Regions from separate parts of the Homo sapiens genome. Here regions 1, 2, 3, 4 and 6 are each linked to region 5. The links are chromatin contacts, found by Hi-C or POLR2A ChIA-PET in ENCODE. All regions are on one chromosome and are shown on one strand. Each heading gives the region's core, a stretch centred on a gene start or an enhancer-like site at or near the end of the contact. The rest is flanking DNA. Distances are from core to core; before and after follow the strand shown. Region 1 has its middle 25 kb from the start of PITRM1. Region 2 has its middle 30 kb from the start of MIR6078. Region 3 has its middle 22 kb from the start of LINC02660. Region 4 overlaps LOC107984195 (a long non-coding RNA gene). Region 5 overlaps LOC105376360 (a long non-coding RNA gene). Region 6 has its middle 120 kb from the start of LINC00702.

Region 1 (2,700 bases), core at 178-2,677, 430 kb after region 5:
TCCTCACAGGGTCGTCCCTCTGTGTGCACCTGCATCCGAATCTCCTCCTCTTATCAGGACATCAACCCTGTGGTTTAGAGACTACCCTGATGGCCTCATTTTACATTAATTACCTCTTTAAAGACCCTATCTCCAAATACAGTCATAATCTGAGGTCCCAGGGGTTGGGGCTTCCATGTAGGATTTCCTGGGAGACACAATTCGGCCATCACATGACCACCAGTGTCCCCTTGGGCATGCATTGAATGCTTGTGTTCACCCCAAAAATTCATGTCAAAGCCCAAGCCCCTCATATGGCAGTATTTAGAGGCAGGAACTTGGGGAGACAATGAGGGTTGGATGAAGCTATGACTTGGGGCCCCACGATGGGACCAGCGCTGTAAAAAGAAGAGGAAGGGGGCAGAGCTCTCTCTCTCTCCCTCTCCTCTCTCTGTCTCTCCTCTCTCTCTCTCCCCCACCCCCATGTGAGGATACAGTGAGAAGGTGCCCTCTCTCAACCAGGAAAAGGCCCTCATCAGCAAGTGAATCTGCCGGTGCCTTGACCTTAGACTTCAGTCTCCAGAACTGTGAGGAATCCCTGTTTGCTGCTGAAGTCACTCAGTCTTCGGTATTTTGTCACGGCCCGAGCTGGCTAAGACAACCAAGCACTTCTTAAGTAACGAATGGGCCCTTCTCAGAGCCCAAATTAGCCCTAAACACGATTCACCTGAAACACTGGGCATTCCAATCCTAAATCATGAGAATCAGCTGAGCTTCAGACTGGTTTAAATGCCAAAGAATAAACAAGAGAATGCAATATTCAAAAAGACATTAAAGTTTGAATTATCTCAATCACCTGCATATATCCAATTGGCTAGATTTTCACATTTTCAAATAAATATTGACTGCATTTGCACTCAGTGGAACTATATTCCTAAGTAATATTCTGGGAGTTGTATACAAGACAATTTTATGAAGCCTCTTTAACATCACCTCGTTTTAGAGTCTGTGTCACATAATTGACACCCGCCGTGCTGGGGGCAGTGTGGTTTGCCACAGTCGCAATCACTGGCGAATGAGCTAATCCCGAAAGTTGTTTTATGAGCTTCTTTTCACCAGTGACACCGAAGCACTGATCCCTGTCCCTGATAAGCCTCGTGTAATGACTCAACCCTAAGAAATCCACAAACAGACAGCTATCCCTTAAATGAATGCATTTTTGAGAGATCCCAGTGAAAATTCTGAGCTGCCGTTGCTGGAAGACCTGATGGGGACGTCTCCTTTCGCTGCTCCATGTGGTAACGCAATGGTCAGCGGTCACTCCCTCCTGATGGAAGGAACCAGCAGCACCTGCCTGCTACCAGCTGTAGAACGAGGGAGACTGAGTGGGAGACGTTCCCAGAGTCTCGGCAGCGCCCGGCCCGGTTCAGCCAGGCCTCTGCTGCCCTCCGGTGGCCTTCGGCTGGAAGCAGCGGACAGAGAGTCCCGCTGCAGGAGGCTGGGACGCAGAGCATTCCTGGAATTAATTCCTGGACTGCTGGGAAAGCGGCCGGGGTGTCTGGGGTGTGCAGGACTAAAGCAAACCACTCAGCCCTCGGCCTGTAACTCCTTGCTTCCCCCAGTGCATTTTTCTCCTTGGTAAAATCCAGATGAAATGAACCAAAAGAAAAAGCAGCCTCCAAGATGAGAGGTCCCGGAAGGAAGCCTTGGAAGGAAGCGAGGGGACGCCCCTGGCCTCGGCCTCATTGCCTGTTCCTTCTCCTCGGCAGCTCTGCATGGCCCCCCAGCAGGACAGCTCATCCAAGGACACCCCTGCCTGGGGCCTGAGGACCCACCTGCAGGGCCAGACCCCCCTCCCCACCCCGGGGTGAACACAGCCCCCACAGGCCCCAGTGGGCGGGAATGTTCCCCGTGGTGGCCATTCACATAACAGGACAAAAGAGCCCCCACGTTTGCTGGGATGACTCTTGGGAGACCGCCAGCAAGTTGCAGACCACGGCAGAGGCCGAGCTGAGATGGGAATTCCATGCCCAGGTCTCCCTGGACTGAGGGAACGTGATAGAAAGCTGAAATAGAAACAGAAACAATAGTGACGCCTCTTTAGAAAGGCTACAACTGAAAACTGGTTCCCAGTCTAGCCTGATGGACACACGATCTGAAGAGATCCAAGACCCGTTTCTGAGAGGAGAGAGAAGACCGTGGCCGGCAGACAGGGGTGATGCTCTCAGCTGCCCTTTTCCAGCCAAGGCCAGAAATGTGGTGTTGCTTTGGCTGGCTTTACACCCAGGACCCCAAGCGAGCTTCCTCCCCAAAGTGGGCTGTCCTCTGGACTCTGGGTTGGGGACATCTCTGAGCCAGCTGGGAGGTCAGAGACAGGTTTACAACCAGGAACCCCCTCCCAGGCCCGGCATGAAGCGTGGGCTGCGTACCTTAAAAATGTGGCTTTAGAAAGTGAAATGTTGGCCGGGCGCAGTGGTTCACACCAGTAATCCCAGCACTTTGGGAGACCGAGATGGGCGGATCACCTGAGGTCAGGAGTTCAAGACCACCCTGGCCAACATGGTGAAACCCCATCTCTGCTAAAAATACAAAACTTGGCCGAATGTGGTGGCGGGCGCCTGTAGTCCCAGCTACTTGGGAGGCTGAGGCATGAGAATTGCTTGAACCCTGGGAGGCAGAGGCTGCAGTGAGCTGAGATCGTGCCACTGCACTCCAGCCTGG
Region 2 (2,745 bases), core at 59-2,558, 340 kb before region 5:
CGATGTTGTAGTTGTGATACTCCGGAACTACGCACCCATTTAAACCAATAGACTTAGTGATGCCACACACCAGACTAGCAGATGTGCAGCTGAAAATGCCTTCTAAGTTCATTCTGAATTTCACCGTTTTACAAATTCTCTTAAGTTTCAAAGATGACAATGCTGGCTTAGGTCATTTCTTGTTCTGCAGTGCGATGATTATTTTTCCTGTGCCATGGTGAGTTGAGGTTGACTCTGGCTATGAGAATGCCTGCCGGCCAGGTTTCTGATGGAATAAATTATTATTGAATAATGAACAATAATAAGAATATTACTTACTGTCTGCGTAGTACTTACAGGAAGCAGTGATGTCTATACTGCCAGATGGCTCTCTGGCTGGAGACACTTCTATCTTCCAGGAAGGTGAGCTGCTGGAGGCCGCCAGCTGAATCTCTCCCCAGGAATTGCTCTCACCCCAAGGAGTCATCTTTTCCAAGGTATATGCCCCTCCCTGGGGTGCACCAAATCTCATGGCTGTTCCCAGCGAGGTCTCAAGGCCTAGGCACCTTGCCTCAAATGTGTACGGGCTCCCAGCTCCAGAGCACCCGAATGACCAGCACAGGTCTCACTTGCAGCTGCACCACAGCTAGGCATCCGCCCTGCCCATCGGGCCCCTCCCTCCCTTAGGTAAGTTACTCTTGAGGGTACCCACCAGGATATCTGCTTCCCAGAACCTGCTTCCTGGGAGCCCGCCCTACGCACCTACTCTGTGCTGGGAATTGCTGGCCACTCTGCATATGTTCTTTCTTCTATGTCAGTAATCTCATGAGGTAGATATCATTATACCCATTTGAGAGGTGAGAATAATGAGAGTTCAAAGCCATAGAAAACTAACACCAGGTAAGGGTCTGAAAGGGGCAATGCTAATCCACCAAGGGCACTCTCTTCCCACCACAGCATACCCCCGCTCGGCCTCTGGGGTCTCCTTTGGAGTCTTGCCAAAATTTATCCAACATGAAAACCAACTAGGATCCGCAGAGAATTTTTGGATTAAAAAACAAATTTTACCGACTTAAAGAAAGATTCACCAGTAGCCTCAGAGGTGCAAATCCTGGCGAAAGAGTAGCTCTAGCCCTTTCCCCTGAGATTTATCTGATCCCCTGTGACATCTCCTGTAGAGTGACTAGGCTTCTCTGCAGGATGTGACACCCACAAAGTGAGGGTTTTAAAGCTCTGTAGTGTGGTGGGTTCCCCACAGCACAGGTGCCGGAGCTCTGCCCTGGAAGGGAAATGAGCCTTGGGTGAATCTGAATGGGTGTCTTAGGTATGTGGCCTTCTTGCCAAGCCCCTTAAACTTTGCATTTCTGTTCCTAGCAGAGACAGTAACACTCTCTACTCCTTGGTGCTGCTGCAGGGGTGAAGTGAAATAACTGTTAATCTTTCATGAAACGTGTTCAACACATGCTATTTGTAATCATCGATTCAAATGTATAAGGAAGAGCCATGGCCATTCTTATTTGCATCATAAACAAAAATTAGAGTGTTGAATTAAGCTGTGGCAATTCTTAGAAATGTCCTCAAAATTTTAGCTCAATCAGAAAGCTGTGAGAAGGCAGAAGTCCCTCCTGCCGTGGTCACAGTAAGGTTCCATTTAAGCCTGCAGCAGGAGCTGAAATCAGAAAACTCTTCCAAAGCAAGAAAGTGCACTTGAAGAGTAGAAACTAACTTGATTTGTGTGCCCCAGCAGAAGCAAAATAATAGCTGATGCTTGATGGCCCTGGGGGTTGAAGTCATCTTTGGTTCTGAAGAATTCTCAGTGACAGGCCACTAGCACACGTATGCACAGGCGTGCAGGATGGAAACTCACTAGTCAGGGGTGGGTGGAGAAGCTGCAAGGAAGAAGACAGGCTGTTTGTCTCTTCTTGGTTCCTGGTTCGTGATCCTTGTACGGCATCAGGGGTGTTCGCAGATCCTTTTTGTGAGGTAGAAGGAGAGAACTGAGAAAATCCCCTCCTGGGAATAATTTTAAGTAACTACAATTATTTTTAAACATTTAGAAGCTAATGTTTAGTTTAATGACCAAAATAATGAAAATACTACAAAAAAGGCCATTGTGTGATTTCATTTTTAAAAATTCTGTCTCCAGAGAAAATATTTGCTTAGCTACAGATGCCAAAGATGTCCTCTCAGGAGTAGTTTAACTGTGCAGTAGAACATTATTAAGGAAAGCATAAATCTAGCGTTGCGTGAAAATAAAAACTGCAATGATTAAATTGAAGGCTACTTTTTAAAAAATGGAGACCAGATGCAACCAGGCAAAGTGCCATCTGTGAAGGCTTTGTGGCTTCAAGGCCACAAAAATAAAATGTGGCACAAAAGGATGCACTAGAAGTTCCAACCATTATCATGGAAACATTCTGCAGAATTCCAGATGGCCTTAGGTTCCCACCAGCTGTGTCTGGGAGGAGATGATTCCTGTGTGCATTGAGGACATCCCTGACAATGGATGCAGGTCAGGACAGGAGCCTGGTGCCCAGGGAGGGGCTGAATACCTCACACTTCCCCACCAGCTCTACTCTGCATTAAGGAAATGAAGCTACCTCTCTAGGGGGAAGAGAAGTAATAATAAACATTCCTCTCGAGATCACACACCTCCGCCTGCACGGGGACAGCCACAGCGCACGCCTGGTTCAGCTTCTGTCTTCCCTCAGCTGAGGCGCTGGGACTTTGGCTGTTTCTATTTGCATCCTGAATAGCATCAACACA
Region 3 (2,877 bases), core at 368-2,867, 270 kb before region 5:
AAATAAGTTCATGCATTTGAAGAATGCTTTATAAAATGTAGATGGAATGATGTTTATGGGTAAGGTCCCCTGTTAGGTGTTAAAGGTGACGCCAATGATACCAGGTGGCTACTGGTAAAAGACAGGGCAAAGAATCTTATCTTACTGTGACACAGGTTAAGAAAATGTAATGCAATTTAATTGGATTATCTCTACAAAAACCCTCAAAGCTGTTACATGAAAGGGGTCCCGATTCAGACCCCAAGAGAGGGTTCTTGGATCTTGCACAAGAAAGAATTCAGGACAAGTCTACAGAGTAAAGTGAGAGCAAGTTTATTAAGAAAATCAAGGAATAGAAGAATGGCTACTCCATAGGCGGAGCAGCGGCGTGGGTGGCTCATCTAAGGATACTCGCTATCTTTTCATCACATGCTAAACAAGAGCTGGATTATTCCTGCGTTTTCCAGGGAAGGGGTGAGCAATTCCTGGAACTGAGGGCTCCTCCCCTTTTTAGACCCATATCCAGTAACTTCCGGATACTGCCATGGCATTTGTAAACTGCCATGGTGCTGGTGGGAGTGTCTCTTAGCATGCTAATGAATTATAATTAGCATATAATGAGCTGTGAAGATGACCAGAGGTCACTCTCACCGCCATTATGGCTTCGGTGGGTTTTGGCCGGCTTCTTTACTGTAACCTGTTTTATCAGGTTTATCGTGACCTGTATCTTGTGCCGACCTCCTATCTCATCCTGTGACTTAGAATGCCTAACCTCCTGGAATGCAGCCCAGTAGGTCTCAGCCTTATTTTATCCACTCTCTATTTAAGATGGAGTCGCCCTAGTTCAAACACCTCTGACAAAGCTACCATTTTATGAAGAAAATATGATGTTGAGTCGAGGTTGCAAACTCAAATGCTAACATGGGCCAAGAAGATTATGTACTGAGAAGTGAAGCTTGGGAGCGATAAACACAGGTGTAGAAGCATCCCAGTGACTGGCAAGTGGTAATCAGCCTCAGTGCAGGGCTGTAGGGAGTGCTGGAGACTGTGGCAAAGTGTAGTGAGAACTCAACTCTGGCCAGTTGTTCCAATCAAGGAAATTTGGATCTAGTCTTCCCAGATTTCCAGGGTTTTCAAGAAAAGATAGAAATCTAGATGTGTATGTAAAGTCCTCCAGTTTTGAACCTTGCCTTATATTATGAACCTGCCCCCCTCCCCCCAAAAAAAAGCACCATGTGGATTGATACTGTGTCCAGAAAACACAGGTGCAATCAGGTCCATTTGTCAGTAGCCTCCTCCTGAGGCAAGAGGACAACAGGCTGAGAGAGGAGGGTTTAGAAGTTGAGTAATTGTCTTATTGATGTCAAAATTCACTGAAATGGTTCATTAGCTCATGAGGACATTCGGAGGCTATCAAAGAAGGCCGGCATAAGGAAAGAGAAAGCTAAAGTCAAGGTCTGGTCATTTGTGGGAAATGGCCTCTGAGATCACCTGGCCTTGAATGAAACTTTTTTCCCCCTCTTCTTGCTAAACATTCCTGAGGACAGTATGCATCAAGATGAAAGCAAAACATTCCTCTCTGGCCAGAGTCTGTGACAAAAAAAGGATTGAGGGATGGATGGGTGCAGGGAGAGTGGGTGGGGGCAATTCTTTCTAATCGTATCAGCTGAGCATGGGACAGTGCACGGCACATTCAGAAAAAAACTTCCTGGAGAAATGTGAAGCCAGCAGGGTTCAACTCATTTCTGCTGTTTTTGCAGCAATATTTTTATGATGTTAGACAATAAAAAGAGACAATGTGTACAAAAATCAACACCACTTGTTTTTATAAAAAGCGATCGTCAAAACAAAGGTTGGCTTTGATCTTGGAAAGAAATACTCATTTGTTTATGTATCTGATGAGAATCTTAATTCCTTAAGCCAGGAGCTCTGAAATAACCAGAGCATTTAGAGCTGAATAAAACGACAGAAAAGTGAGTTTATCAACCCCTTTAATTTAACTTGTACGTAAGACAGGGGTGTAGGGGATGGGAGTGAAGGGCGTTACTAACAATTCATTAAGAGCTGCTACTCCCAACATATATTAAGAGACAGAATTATTAGTATTTTTCTAAATTACAAATAAAATATATACATATCAATTGGTTCAAAATAACTACTTCAGTTGAGACCACTAATACTGTAGTGATGTTTTTAACCTTCCACAGCTTCAGTAAGGTCATCTCTGGGTACAGAAGTAAAAAGAAATTGTTTTTCCGATTTCAGTTAGTTCGAAATAACTGCTTCAATTGAGGCCACTAATACTGTAGTGATTTTTTTTTTATCTTCCACAGCTTAAGTAAGGTCAGCTCTGGGTACAGAAGTAAAAAGGAAATTTTTTTCTGGGCACAGTGGCTCACACCTATAATCCCAGGACTTTGGGCGGCTTTGGGAGGCCAAAGTGGGAGAATCACTTGAGCCCAGGAGTTCCAGCCTGGGCAACACAGCGAAACACTATCTCTACAAAAAAACATAAAATAAAATAAAGCTAGTTGGCCGGGTGTGGTGGCTCACACCTGTAATCCCAGCACTTTGGGAGGCTGTGGTGGGTGGATCACGCAGTCAGAAGTTCGAGACCAGCCTGGCCAACATAGTGAATCCCTGTCTCTACTACAAATACAAAAAATTAGCCAGGCATGGTGGGGTGCACCTATAGTCCCAGCTACTCAGGAGGCTGAGGCAGGAGAATCGCTTGAACCCAGGAGGGTAGAGGTTGTAGTGAACCGAGATCTCACCACTGCACTCCAGCCTGGGCAACAGAGCAAGACTCCATCTCAAAAATAAATAAATAAAATAAATAAAGTTAGTCGCACATGGTGGTGTGTGTCTGTGGTCCCAGCTACTTGGTAGGCTGAGGTA
Region 4 (2,718 bases), core at 181-2,680, 410 kb before region 5:
ATAATATGCTTTATACACGTTTTAACAGTAATCTTACAGCATTTTACAAATATGTATTTATTTATTCATTCATTCATTTATTTAATTATTTTAGAGACAGTGTCTCTATCATCCAGGCTGGAGTGCAGTGGCAAAATCTCAACTCACTGCAACTTCCTCCTCCCAGGTTCAAGCGATTCTCCTACCTCAGCCTCCAGAGTAGCTGGGATCACAGGCGTGCACCACCACACCCCACTAATTTTTGTATTTTTAGTAGAGATCAGGTGTCACCATGTTGGCCGGACTAGTCTTGAACTCCTGATCTCAAGTGATCCGCTTGCCTAGGCCTCCCAAAGTGCTGGGATTATAGGAGTGAGCCACCGCGCCTGGCCTAAAAATGGCATTCTTAGCATCTAGTAATCTTACAACATTTTAACAGACACACACACACATACACACACACTTAAGGACCTTTAGCTTTTAGCACATTAGAAATATATTAGGAGTTATTTTAAATATTAGCTTCATTAGACATACAAAATAAAAGAAATAAAATTACAGTAGATAATTGAAACTTGTAGTACATAGCGCGTAGATGTAACCATCTGGACTCAAACTGGGAGGAGCAAAATATAATCTTAACTGATACGTTCTGTTCTGAACAGATGTTTCCAACCCCACATGGAGGATGTGAATCTCTTAAAATAACACATTTCCAGGAGCAACATTAGAATTATCAGCAACACATTGCTGCTCACTAACCCTAAAGAAAGAGTAAATACAGACAGAATTTCATAAGTGCCTTCAAGATGGGAGAGGATTGTAATTTACTCTTCAGGATATTTTGCTATATGTGATAAGTGCCCAGTAAATATGTGTAAATGCAGCTGTACCCACAATTCTGTTCAGAAGTTTCCATATCCTGAAACTAAGGCAGGTCATGTGTGCATGTGGGTATGTGCTAACCATTCTAAATCAAAGGCGTGTCACCCCTGCCGAAGCCCTCGCTGTCAAGAACTCTCAGCATTCCTTCTCTCGGTTGAAATCCGGGACTAACGTTTCCTCTATTCAGAAACATTCAGTTCTTTCTTGCCCGTGCATGGCTAAGTGATCTTGTCCTTCAGATGAGATCCTGCATCCAGCTCCTTTGCCTGCATGTAACTTTTTCTTGCTTCCGGTGTGACGAATAAACCAGCAGTCATCTTGCTTTTAACCATCACCCAGAGTATTTAAAAGGGAAAAGTGGGAGGCGTCAAAAAAACAGGGGGACATGAAAGACATAGGACAAAAGTAATCATGGATAAAGACTTCCATCTGCTGCACGTGAAACAGTGTCTGTTTACTCTGGACTTTGATGGGTGCCTGTTCTCTACAGCAGGAATGAAGCAAAAAGTGAAACCATAATTCCTCCCCAGAGTGACAGCATTCTGGCCTGGGGAGCCGAAGTGTGCACATGAATCAGTCGCCGTTTCAGGCTAACATGACTGGAGAAGCAGACAGCACCTGGAGACCGGGTCTGGAAAGTGAACCCCACACTAAGTGTACTGAAGTGTGCAAGGGTCTTGGATGGAAAACTAGAATCCCTATTTTTAAAAAAAATCATGGGCATCTAAGGAAAAGAAAATACAGGCTCCAAGTTTTTGAATTAAAGGGGCTTTAGAGCCTGCTAAGCTGACTGACTTGATTCATCCAGAGGTCAGGTGATGTTAAGTGGCATGTCCACAGTGGAGACGCCAGACTCTGATAGGAACCCACTTCTTCGGATCCTTCTAACTTCCCTATGGGGTGAGGCGGGGAGTGAGGAGTTAAGATTGGGAAGCTCAGATGAAACTCTACAATCTAAAAGAGGATTCATTAAAGAATATGGGCCAAAGGGTTCAAAATCTATCACTTTCTCAAAACACAGTGATAATTTATTGCAGAAATAGGCTGAGAAAAATTAGGGTTCAAATGGAAAATCAGAGAGCATTTAGGAGAACATTAGAGGCCCAAACCAAAATGGGCTTTGTTTTGTTTAATTTGGTTATGTTTTGCAATGAGCAAAGTGCTCGGAAAAGGGCCCCATCCTTGAAGTAGGGGGAGAAAGGGCCTTGGGGAGGGTTGGAGGATAGAGGGACGAGAACAGGACGGGGGCGGCAAGGACAGGCAGGGACTCTGCCCCAGGGAGAAGCTTATTCGACGCAATTCCGCACAGTGGGCCCGGGTTGTGTGTCGACCAAGTCGCCCATCGCTCAAGAATCCTTAGTGCAGTGAGCGAGCATAGGGCCTTCAAACTGCTGTCCAGGGGACATTCCTAGTGTGAGGCCAGGCGGGTCCCAATACGAAGGAGAAGAGGGGCTCTGTGTTCCAGGAGCAGGTCTTTGGAGGAGAAAGTCCAGAGATCCTTGCGCAGTGAGAGCAGGTGCCCTTGTGCAGGGAGTCATAGGCTTGGGCTGGTCCAGAGATTTGGGGACAACCCCAGGGCCACTCATCTTTCCAAGGAGGGTCTATTTGTCTACGCCAGATCCTTAGAGCAATACTTCTGTCTCAGAACCTCTTCTCAATCCATCCGTGCTCCATCTCTAAATCTGGCAGGTGGCCCTCAGCACACATCTGCCTCCTGCCTCCCAGGCCCACCCAGCTGTGAGAATTATCCTATGCTGTGTTCCAACAGAGCCCAGGACTTCGTCCTCGTCCTGAGGTCCTGGGGCAGGAGCGCTGTCCTGGCTCCACCAGAAACCATCTGGTGTGGGTGGAAGG
Region 5 (2,700 bases), core at 90-2,589:
AGCACACACTACCACATTACCGTTTGCTGAGGACACATTTCAAGCTGTCAAAGATTAATTAGGTAAATCATCACTAGTATTTTAGGATAATAATTTGTTTTCTTTACACTCTTCTTAGGTAGCTAAATGATAATCTCCATTGGTCTTTTTCACAACACTCTGGGCTAAGTTTTTTTTTTATTTTTTAATGTAAGCCTAGTGCTCTGGAATAATTACCAGGACTTCTCAAGATGCCTGCTTTTCCTACAGCTGACTTGCAACAATTTATAGAAACTTACAAATAAGCTACATACCAGGGAAAGCTCTGTGCCCAACACACCAAAGCATCAAATAAGCTTAGTACCAGTGAGACTCTGAGCCCAATATACCAAAAAGTACCGAGTCTGGCTTCAAAAAGTGTAACATCTCAAATCAGTGCCTGGAGTATTGAAAGACATTGTTTTTTAATTTTGTGATTTTAAAAAACTTTTCCCCTGAATGCTAGGGAATTGATCTGAGAATCATCATCTCAATGCATTTCCTGAGGAATTCTTTGGGAGCAGGAATTTGTCAGACTTTAATGCAAATGGGCAGTGCCTGCAAGTTCTTGCCCCTTATTTATTATTCGCTTTAGTATAATGTCGATGTTCAGAGTGTGCTTTGGTAGGAATTTGGTGGCATTTCCTCCATGCCTCAGTGTGTTAGTCAAAGCCCCACGGCTTTTCAAACCACGTCAGATCCTCCACTTGCACGTCGTCTTGTGCAAAACCTGTTTCCCTCTTACTCAGTGGTTCAGCCTGTTCCCATTCTACAGCTCTTACAGCGAGTTCCAAAAACTAGTTTCTCAACGCAGATAGAATGGAAAAGAGCAGCAACAATAAAGATTTATCATTAAGGACTGTGATGGAAGTTTACTTCATCTCCACTTAAACAAACAAAATAGTAAACCAATTGATTTGGTAAATCAAGCCATTGATTCTTATCATCAAATAAATCTTTATTGTCTTAATTACCTAATATCACTTGTATCATTGTGAATTTGCAATTTTAGCTCTGCTGTATAGAACATGATACTGCTGCCAAAACGCTTTACACAGTAATTCAGTGAAAGAGCGTTCACAAAGCATGTTTTCAAAGTATTCTTTATGGATTCTTCTAAGAGTGAAATTCATGTTTATGGAATTATATGGTCTCTCATAAACTTTTCCCTCCTTCCTCTATTTATAGTGGACAAATTTTGCCAAGCCTGGGTCAAGAACTATGTCAAATATTCGAACGATGTTGCAGTGTTGAATTCCTCAACACAGACCAGCTCCTCGGCTTTGGTTTCGTAACGGTTGTGTCCTCATGAATTGAAGGTTTATGCTTCTATTTTGAACCAATCTGTTAGACTCATTAGCATTCTCGTTCACTTGCCCTACATAGCTGGAGCTGTTTCCCTCTTTAGGTGTGAGAGCAACAGCTGTGGAAAATATTCAAATTATACTGGTGACCTTGTTAACAAGGAACTTGCGAGCACATTTGCCTCCACTGGAACTGTAATTTATAAAAATATAATTTAGCCACAGAGCTAGTAAAATGGGTTAACAATTATTTTTATTGTGTAGGCCATTTCGTTGTTTCTTTCCATATTTGTTATTGAAATTACAGTAATAAGAACAAAGCATTTTACCATTCTCATTACATGCCACACAACCCGAGCAGTGATTTAAAGAAAAAAAAAATTGAGTGCAGGATGTGATGTTAGCAGGGAGCACCTCTGCGATGCTGACATCCTCCTGGCACTCTTTCTGACTCATTATCCAGTTCCCTGATTTATCTAGAAACCTTGCACCAAGTTAAAAATATTTTGGTTTAGATATAACTGATATTGTCTCCTTCTGGCTCAGAAACTTCCCACCAGTCCTTTTTTGCCTTTTGAAAAGCAGATGAACCCTGTGTGGCTTTGGAGGTTTCCTGCAATGTAGTTCCACCAGCTGGTGCAGCCATTGCCTCTGTACAAGAGCTCCTGGGCTCTGACAAACAGAGTGACTGCTGCTCCCCCTAGCACCAGCCTTTCCGGGCCATCTGGCCTCAGATACTGGCATTGCTCATCCTTGGGGATCTCTTCTCCTTCTAATGACCATCCCACTTGAAGGATCATCTGAAGGCCAACTCCTGCATTAAGAGTTTCCCCATGCCCTCCCACATAACTCCATCTGTGCCCCACTGAAGGCACATTCATTATGCACCTCATTTCATCTGAACTCTCTGGTAGTCCCTTTTTATACTTCTCTTGTGATTCAGGTTTCATAACTCTTGAGGGCAAAGACTCTTTTACTCATCTGTCCCTTTACTCTGTAAGCTAGGTCCACAATAAATGTTCATTAACTTAAATTCTAAAACTTCATTTTGTTGGATAAAGAATAACCACAGAATGGAGACAAAAAATCTCACTTGCAGAATATGGTATTTTCTCTGTTCACCAGAAGTGTATTGCTCCAAATGCACTGAGAGTGTTGGAGGTTAGGACTGACAACATTTTTCCAAAAGCACAGCACAGATGGGCTCAAAAAGCAAAATAGGAGACCAGCAATCTATTCACAGAGCACTTTCACCTTGGACTTCTTAGAACTCTTGACTGCCACCCACTGCTTTCCGTTGTTAAATTACCCTTTTCAGCTACAGTCATTCATTGCTTAATGTTGGGGACATGTTCTGGGAAATGTGCTATTAGGTGAT
Region 6 (2,747 bases), core at 46-2,545, 500 kb before region 5:
GATCGCAACAGACCAGACAAATCATAGTGGGGTCACCCAGGCTTACCAAACCCAAACCCAAACTGAGCAGTTCTCTGCCCTCTGAGGAACCAGGAGAGAGATAGCCTAACTTCCTGAACAGGACAGGTTTAGTCTTCAATGGGCAGGATAATGAAGTTCCCTGTGTTTAAATCCTTAATCTGAAGTCACATCATGTGAACTCATCAGTTTTTCTATTGTTTCTTCTTTCTGGCCCCAGTTGTTACAGGAAAGCGATTCTGATCCAGACCCCAAGAGAGGGTTCTTGGATTTCGCGTAAGGAAGAATTCAGGGTGAGTCTGCAGTGCAAAGTAAAAGCAAGTTTATTAAGAAAGTAAAGTGGTGAAAATACGGCTACTCCACAGACAGAGTAGGACAGACCCGAAAGTAAGAGGAGGAATGTGTCCACCCTAGGTACAATACTTGTATATGTAGGATAAAAAAGATCATGAAGAGATAAGCTCTGCTACAAGGGTTTGTGATAAAGGATTAATTTTCTCAATTACTATATTTTGCAAGAATCGATATTATTATCTTTAAAGCAAAATTAGGAATGCCTTTGTTCTCCAGATATCGGGATATCTAGACACTCCCGAGTCTGGGTCTGCTTAATAAACATCTAGAAGCTAAGGATGCCTGACTTTCTGGAAATGCAGCTCAGCAAGTCCCAGCCTCGTTTTCCTAGTCCTCACTCAAGATGGAGTCGCTGTGGTTCAAATGCCTCTGACACAGTGGCTTACAAGGAAAGTAACTTGGAAGCACCCAATACACTTTTTATTCTTTGTTTCTCTTTCTTCAGCCCTTTTTCTATCTGTAAAGCCAATCTCCTGTGTTCAGTTCATTGGAACACATATTCCATTTTAGAGAATATAGTGCTGCCTGATTCTAGGATGTCAATAAAGCCAATTGGCATCTTGGAACGGAATTTGTTGTCATTTTGTCTTTTGCAAGATGAAGGTTTCTTGAGCAAAACCATCATGGTGGAGGGGCTTCCGCACAGTGCCTGTTGATGAAATCAAGAGCATGAGGGACTCCTTCAGGAAAATCCTTCAGAGATCTAATTAGAAAGAAACCTGTCCCAAAGCTTGGCACATTAGTGATGCAGGCTACATATTTATTTCCTATAAATTCTGAATTGTAAACTTGGTAACAAATAGTAACTGGACTTCAGAGTCTGGTGACCTTTAGAGGCTGTTGACTGCAAGTATTCATGGATTAACTGTGCTGAGGCTGGAGGGTACAGTGACCCAAGGTTAACTACATGAGCCAGGGCTTTCGCAGCTTCCTCATTTTGTTGACTCTGTACCAGGAAACCAAAGCTCCTTCCTCTGAAATGAATGGTTCTTATTTGCATAATGGCCTCCTTTTGTTCACTTTGCAGAGGCAGTTGATTACATTAGAATACTTCAAACACAGCATTGATCTATCAGGCTAATAATTTTCTGATAAGGCCCATGAATTTTCCCTCTGACCTTTTTTGCTAATGACCACGGTCTGTGAATTGTGGAATGAAGCGTATGGGTTGTTTGTGTCTGCAGATTCTAGAAGACAAAACATTACAACCTATATAATAAACCACAATTTTAAAAGCTGGTTCTTTGTTTGAGTTGGAGCAGGTTAGTCTGCATTCGGTAAAATCTAGCTTGCCCACAAATTCCGAAAAGCAGGTGGCTAAGTAAAATGTATAGGTTTATTCCTCTCACGCATGAGTCAAATCCAGAAGAGAGTGGTCCCAGCACTGTGTTTGAATCTCTGCACCCTGCAATCCCAGTTCCTTTTAGTGGTCACTTTGAAATGGCCTTTGCAAAATTATGACTGAGACAGTGAAAGAGATCTAACCTAACTGACTCCATCTTGCTTTTAACCTCTAAGCTGTCCGTGTTCCTTCCTGGGTGTAGGCTGAAGTAACTTTGGGAGGAACTTGGTTTATAGTGGTTTTTTTGTTGTTTGTTGGTTGGTTGGTTGGTTTTTCCAGACAGAGTCTTGCTCTGTTGCCCAGGCTGGAGTGCAGTGGCTCCATCTTGGCTCATTGCAACCTCCACTTCCCGGGTTCAAGCGATTCTCCTGCCTCAGCCTCCTGAGTAGCCAGGACCCACCACCTGGCCCCAGTTAATTTTTGTATTTTTAGTAGAGATGGGGTTTTACCATGTTGACCAGGCTAGTCTTGAACTCCTGACCTCAAGTGATCTGCCCACCTCAGCCTCCCAAAATGCTGGGATTACAGGTGTGAGCCACCATGCCTGGCCAGTTTATAGTTTATAGTTCAAAACAAAAACTATTAACAGCCCTTTCCCAAAACAAACCACCTTCTTGCCTGGGGACTAGACTGCCTTTGTAGAACTAAGAAATTACACACGAGATTGGAAATCATGATTTAGGAGTCAGGCAGCTGGAGGCTACAAGATTCTAACCCTCTCTACGCTGCTCCTAAGATCAGCGCTTGAGATATTTTGCAGCCCCTGCACTTGATGGATCAGCTGCCACCGCCAGCTCAATAAACTGGCTCATCTGATCTTGTGGCCCCCACCTGGGAACTGACTCAGCACAAGAAGACAGCTCCGACTCCCTATGATTCCCTCTCAGACCAATCAGTACTCCAGGATCCCTGGCTTCCCCTTACCCACTAAGTTGTCCTTAAAAATTCTGATCCCTGAATTCTCAGGAAGACTGATTGGAGTGATAATAAAAATCCTGCCTCCAGCACAGCTGGCTCTGCATAAATTACTCTT

The links. A loop is a pair of places that touch in the nucleus more often than their neighbours do. ChIA-PET counts read pairs that join two places held with the same protein, here RNA polymerase II (POLR2A). Pooled maps may share reads with other maps.
Region 1: a loop to region 5 is called in a pooled map, with 5 times the contacts of the local background. The contact joins two enhancer-like sites. A Hi-C loop is called at or near these places in 1 of 168 maps with a recorded cell type or tissue (PC-9) and 6 of 50 pooled maps. POLR2A ChIA-PET finds 5 or more read pairs at or near these places in 3 of 52 experiments (MCF 10A, Panc1 and activated CD4-positive, alpha-beta memory T cell).
Region 2: a pooled map shows a loop between it and region 5 (2.1-fold over the local background). The contact joins two enhancer-like sites. A Hi-C loop is called at or near these places in 4 of 50 pooled maps. POLR2A ChIA-PET finds 5 or more read pairs at or near these places in 2 of 52 experiments (A673 and activated T-cell).
Region 3: a pooled map shows a loop between it and region 5 (2.5-fold over the local background). The contact joins two enhancer-like sites. A Hi-C loop is called at or near these places in 10 of 37 single-sample maps with no recorded cell type and 6 of 50 pooled maps. POLR2A ChIA-PET finds 5 or more read pairs at or near these places in 2 of 52 experiments (PC-9 and naive thymus-derived CD8-positive, alpha-beta T cell).
Region 4: a loop to region 5 is called in a pooled map, with 18 times the contacts of the local background. The contact joins two enhancer-like sites. A Hi-C loop is called at or near these places in 9 of 37 single-sample maps with no recorded cell type and 9 of 50 pooled maps. POLR2A ChIA-PET finds 5 or more read pairs at or near these places in 2 of 52 experiments (activated CD4-positive, alpha-beta T cell and activated T-cell).
Region 6: a loop to region 5 is called in a pooled map, with 7 times the contacts of the local background. The contact joins two enhancer-like sites. A Hi-C loop is called at or near these places in 1 of 168 maps with a recorded cell type or tissue (OCI-LY7), 23 of 37 single-sample maps with no recorded cell type and 13 of 50 pooled maps. POLR2A ChIA-PET finds 5 or more read pairs at or near these places in 3 of 52 experiments (AG04449, H1 and OCI-LY7).

The regions. Positions count from the first base shown.
Region 1 is chr10:3,196,264-3,198,963 of GRCh38, reverse strand. No RefSeq gene overlaps it. Among named protein-coding and RNA genes, the nearest start is that of PITRM1, 25 kb to the right of the region's middle. Within about 2 kb of position 1,427, at least 7 of the 41 ENCODE cell types and tissues checked have a DNase peak (open chromatin) inside an H3K27ac peak, as active enhancers do; they include PC-9, where a contact is called at or near this core.
Region 2 is chr10:3,959,779-3,962,523 of GRCh38, reverse strand. No RefSeq gene overlaps it. Among named protein-coding and RNA genes, the nearest start is that of MIR6078, 30 kb to the left of the region's middle. RefSeq lists an enhancer at 2,626-2,745. Within about 2 kb of position 1,308, at least 3 of the 41 ENCODE cell types and tissues checked have a DNase peak (open chromatin) inside an H3K27ac peak, as active enhancers do.
Region 3 is chr10:3,888,792-3,891,668 of GRCh38, reverse strand. No RefSeq gene overlaps it. Among named protein-coding and RNA genes, the nearest start is that of LINC02660, 22 kb to the left of the region's middle. Within about 2 kb of position 1,617, at least 6 of the 41 ENCODE cell types and tissues checked have a DNase peak (open chromatin) inside an H3K27ac peak, as active enhancers do; they include PC-9, where a contact is called at or near this core.
Region 4 is chr10:4,033,688-4,036,405 of GRCh38, reverse strand. All of the region lies in intron 2 of LOC107984195 (a long non-coding RNA gene), which reads right to left. Among named protein-coding and RNA genes, the nearest start is that of MIR6078, 44 kb to the right of the region's middle. Within about 2 kb of position 1,430, at least 12 of the 41 ENCODE cell types and tissues checked have a DNase peak (open chromatin) inside an H3K27ac peak, as active enhancers do.
Region 5 is chr10:3,622,575-3,625,274 of GRCh38, reverse strand. The region is part of intron 1 of LOC105376360 (a long non-coding RNA gene); the gene reads right to left. Among named protein-coding and RNA genes, the nearest start is that of LINC02669, 120 kb to the right of the region's middle. Within about 2 kb of position 1,339, at least 7 of the 41 ENCODE cell types and tissues checked have a DNase peak (open chromatin) inside an H3K27ac peak, as active enhancers do; they include PC-9, where a contact is called at or near this core.
Region 6 is chr10:4,126,724-4,129,470 of GRCh38, reverse strand. No RefSeq gene overlaps it. Among named protein-coding and RNA genes, the nearest start is that of LINC00702, 120 kb to the left of the region's middle. RefSeq lists a silencer at 1,108-1,308 and an enhancer at 1,047-1,686. Within about 2 kb of position 1,295, at least 7 of the 41 ENCODE cell types and tissues checked have a DNase peak (open chromatin) inside an H3K27ac peak, as active enhancers do.